Linked DNA regions of Homo sapiens: region 1 is linked to region 2. Evidence: read pairs that join two places in POLR2A ChIA-PET (ENCODE). Cell type or tissue: MCF 10A. All regions are shown on one strand.

Evidence for each region. Peaks named below come from ENCODE experiments on the same cell type or tissue, not always from the same donor. Only the 100,000 strongest peaks of a DNase experiment are listed, where the experiment ranks them.
Region 1: POLR2A ChIA-PET joins it to region 2 with 5 read pairs; 6 of 35 experiments call an interaction of 5 or more read pairs at or near these places.

Annotation. Positions count from the first base shown.
Region 1 is chr12:96,180,048-96,182,547 of GRCh38, reverse strand. No RefSeq gene overlaps it. Among named protein-coding and RNA genes, the nearest start is that of LINC02452, 8.8 kb to the right of the region's middle. In MCF 10A, no CTCF peak of the experiment used is centred here; no DNase peak of the experiment used is centred here.
Region 2 is chr12:96,093,087-96,095,586 of GRCh38, reverse strand. No RefSeq gene overlaps it. Among named protein-coding and RNA genes, the nearest start is that of TRD-GTC2-8, 58 kb to the right of the region's middle. In MCF 10A, no CTCF peak of the experiment used is centred here; DNase peaks (open chromatin) are centred at 1,166 and 1,796.

The DNA.
Region 1 (2,500 bases), 87 kb before region 2:
TGTCACCGAGGGAAGCCTGATTTGACTGATGGCCCGTGGATAGCATCACCTTGGTGACAGTCTGAGCCCTAGCTTACTGGTTCAGAAAGTTGAATGGACCAGTACCTCTGAGCATGGTCACTTGGCCTTGGGCCTTACCACACAAGGCCTCTTATTTATCTCTGAAGCCGTCTCCAAATGGTCTCGTTCATGCAGTTACAGAGATTGCCTGGCAAGATTGAAAGTAGAAGGCAAGCTGGGTTTGGTGGTTCATGCCTGTAATCCCAGCATTTTGGGATGCTGAGGCTTGCTTAAGCCTAGATGAGGACCAGCCTGGGCAGCATAGCAAGATTCATCTCTACAAAAAACAAAAAACTAACCAGGCATGGTGGTGCATGCCTGTAGTCTCAGCTACTCGGGAGCCTGAGGGAGTATCTATCTGGGAGGATCGCTTCAGCTTGGGGTGTGAAGGCTGCAGTGAGCTGTGATCATGCCACAGAAAAAAATAATAAAATAAATAAATTTAAATAAGACTATTACTAGAAGGCTTTCATCACACATCTTTAAACTTACATACCATCCTCCAATCACACTGCTTGAAATTCACTAATATTTTTGTAGGTCCTGCAATTATATTGTCACTAGCACAATAATATCACATTGCATTTTGCATGTTAAATGCATCCATTGGTTCAAGATAAACACTGAAAATACATCACAAATTTTAAAACCATCTTTTAGCACTTGTTCAATTTTTGATATACACCAAACACGGCAGAGACCTGAGCCTTTCTCAACTTTGAGAAGGCCCACCCAAGGAAGACCAGATTCTTGGTGACACAGTTTTCTTTCTTTTTTATTTTTTTGAGACAGAGTCTCACTCTGTCACCAGGCTGGATTGCAGTGGCTCAATCTCAGCTCCCTGCAACTTCCAACTCCCTGGTTCAAGCGATTCTCCTGCCTCAGCCTCCTGAATAGCTGGGATTACAGGCACGCTTCACCACACCCAGCTAATTTTTGTATTTTTAGTAGAGACGGGGTTTCACCATGTTGGCCAGGATGGTCTTGATCTCCTGATCTCGTGATCCACCAGCCTTGGCCTCCCAAAGTGCTGAGATTACAGGTGTGAGCCACCGCGCCCAGCCAGTGACACAATTTTCTTAGAACATCTGCAAGTGAATTCACTCCGGAGTAAAAGGAAAACGTTTCTTTCTCAAAGTGACTGAAATGCCTGCAGCTCCTGTCCTGTTCAGAGGATCCTCCAAGGTAACCAGGAACCCAGCCTAACCTTGGAGAATTTGTTCCTTCATGATTGACATGGTTTGTCTGTGTCCCCACCCAAATCTCATCTTGAATTGTAGTTCTCATAATTCCCACATGTTATGGGAGGAACCAGGTGGGAGATAATTGAATCATGGAAGCGATTTTCCCCATGCTGTTCTCGTGGTAATGTATAAGTCTCATGAGATCTGACGGTCTTATAAGGGGAAACCCCTTTCACTTGGCTCTCATTTTCTCTTGCCTGCTGCCATGTAAGATGTGCCTTTCACCTTCTGCCATGATTCTGAGGCCTCTTCAGCCACGTGGAACTGTGAGTCCATTAAATCTCTTTTTCTTTATCATTTACCCAGTCTCAGGTATGTCTTTATCAGCAGCATGAAAATGGACTAATACAATGATCAACAATGAAAGCACCTTGAGGTGAGCATCTTAAGGGCTGTTTCTTTCAGACTATAATGAGGCTTAATGAACCAACCGGTCCTGCCCCATCTGAGAGGGTCCTCTCTGAAAAGCAGAAAGCTCCCACCCCCCATTTTTCATTCTGTCGGACAATTAAGCCGAAGATGGCCTTTCTCTTTGTCCTTCTTTCCTGACCATGCCTATTCTATCCAAATGTTCTTTCTTCAGAAATTAAACTCCAGTGAAGTAGCTATTCCAGGAGACCTAAAAGGCATCTGTTTTTTCCCATCACATACAGACTCAATTTGTTTAATTTCATTTTCAGAGAGAAAACTTGCTTCCAAGCCCCCAGGTTGAACCTCCCTGTAGGCTCCACATACAACCAACATGACGTGGTACAAAATAGACACCATGCCTGACTTTGAGTTTACCAAACTAACATGGAAACAAGAAATCTGCCTTAAACATATAATTTGGAGCAGAGTGGTATGATGAAGAGAAGCACAGATTCACTATCTTAGGCTCTTGTTCAAACCCTGCCGTGTGATTTTGGGAAAAACACTTCACCTACTCTCTTGAAAATAGTAGGCCCGAGGCAAGGGGTGGTTCAGAAAATCTCTCATGACTGAAACCCATTCACTTATTCATTCATGCATTCATCACATATTGCCTTAGCACCTACTATGTGTAAGGGACCGTGCCACAGGCAAGATTAGTAGACATGAATCTTGCCTTCAAGGAACTGCTAATCTATAGCTTTCAGATATAAAATGTCATGATTCAAAATATGATGATAGGCTGGGCACGGTGGCTCACACCTGTAATGCCAGCACTTTGGGAG
Region 2 (2,500 bases):
AGCCAAAAGAAATCCTTGCCTAAACCCAGAACAGTTATTCTAATAATTTTATGGTTGTACATAAGGATACACTTTCATGCCGTCATGATTTGAATCACTCAGAGAATGAGAGGCAGAGAGTCATCATTCATTCCATAGATAGTTATCAAACATGTCCTAAGTGGGTCACAGAGTTGATCAAGACACCATACCATGCTCACTGACCCCAGAAGGCTTAGAGTCTAGCTGGAATCCTACATGTCAAACAGGCTGGTCCTTGCTGGCCTCAGCTTCTGGCCTGATGAACTCCTTTACATAATGCTCTGTATCAGACCTATGAAAGTTCCTGGTGCCTAAAATAGTTCCTGGCATATAGTTTATAGTTTGGTGTCCAGTAAATTCTGGTGTTTTCCCCAAACCAACTCTACCTATAGGCTTTCCATTTCAGTTGATGGTATCTACATCCTTCAATGCTCAGGTCAAAAATATGGAGTCATTCTCAACACCTCTCTTTCTCTCACACCCTACAAATCTTTTTCAGAAAACCTTATAGCTCCCGCCTTCTGAAATATATCACAGAATCAGACCACTTTTCACTCCTCCACTGCCACCTCCATCTTTCGCCATTAGTGCCGCAGCCTCCTACCTGGTCTCCAGGCTTCTCCCCTGGCCCCTGCATTCTGTTCTCCATACGGCAGGCATGAAGAGCTGTTTAAATCCTAAGTCTGACCCCACCACTCCTCTGCTCAACTCTACTCAAACAACTCAGCTTAAAGAGTGAAATTTAGAGTTCTCACAATGACCTTTATGGTCCCTCTCTGGAGTCTCAGCTTTGTTAGATGCAAGTTAGCAGCTGTTAGTAGCAACATGGTATAACACCGCCTTTGCAATCCAGAATTGGAATTCAGAGATAATATGACCTCCCTCCATGCACAATTTTTAAGAGTCATATCTAAAATACAAAGCAGAAATAAAAAGAAAGCCCACAATAAGAGATGCATTTTAATATGTAAACATTCAGGCACAACTACAGTAGAAGACAAAAACATCTCCGTGAATTTCACAAACACCCACTATCAGATGGCACCACCCCATTGAAAACCACTGCCCTTTACCATCTGGGCTGGCTTCCTCTCTCTAAACTAAACACCAGCCCTCAGGCAGTTCACTCACTCTGCTCCAGCCACACCTGCTTCCCTGCTGTTTTGGACCAGTAAGTCACCTTCCTGTCTGGAGTCTTTGCAATTGCAGGATTCCCTCAGGGAGCCACGTGGCTCACTCCCTCCGCCTTCAGGTCTTTGCTCAAACATTCTTTTCTCAGAGAAGCCTTCCCTGACCACTCTCTTTAAAATAACGACCTTCCTCTCCCCAGACAGCACTCCTTCTCACCTCTCCCTGCTTATTTTTCTCCATACGCTTATTGTCTGACATACTAGATATTTTATTTATGATGTTGTCTGTGTCCACTCCATGAGGTCACTGATTTTTCCTGTTTGTCTTCTACTATATCCCTATTATGTAAATGAGTGCTTGGCACAAGGTGAGCGTTCAATAAATATTTGTTGAATGAATGAAAACAGTGAACAAGGGATATGTATTGAGTGACTGACTGAATGAATTGCTACAGACACCCAGCAATCATGGCATTAGTCCTGAACGCCTGGCCTCTGCTCCTCTGTACCTCACTCCTTGCCAAACTTGTTCTGTCCCACATGCTTGTTGCTTTCCACTGTATACATTCTTCATTTCCCAATTTGAAGCTCGACCTGGCTTCTTCCAACCTTGACTTCACATTATGAATTTTGTCTCACCCCCAGGCATGATGAAATTGTGACAGCTTCCTAGCAACACCCAACTTGACCTCCTTCCTGCCTTCTATCCTGTGTCCCTCCCCTCCCCGCTTTTCAACACTCCATAGCTTTATCCACATATGTACTTGCTCTAATATGCCTGTCAAAATCCTACTGGTTCTTCAAGGATAGATTCAAATGCCCCCTCCTTGCTCAATGAAGCCTGATCCACCATCCCGAAGTCAGTCTCATACCTCTAAGGCCTTTTAAGTATTTGTAACTCTTATGGCCCTCATCACAGCCTTTGCTGTATAAAATCTTGGTTTGCTTATCTTATCCCTTCTGCTGGAGTTTAAATTGTTTAAAGGCAGGGAGTAAGTCTTACTTATTTCTTGCGTTTCCCATGGTATATGAAACATGGTCAATAAGTATTAAATAAGATAGTTTCTATAAACTTCTTAGTACAGTTCTTGGCATATAGCGAATGTTCAATCCATACTGGCTGCTAATACCAGTTCACACACAAGGAAGGCAGAGTCAGTTCCACTCCAGATGAGAGCTATACCGTGTGATTTTAGCTAGGTGACTTTGAGAGCCCGTGACATGTCTAGGTCCTTACTTTTCACTGCCTGTGCCTCTTCCTATCTGTAGCAGGTTCCCCATGTTTCCTGGACCCACCTGAGTGCCCCTGAAGCTGTGGGCAGTTCCTGGCACAGGCAGACTGATGGCTT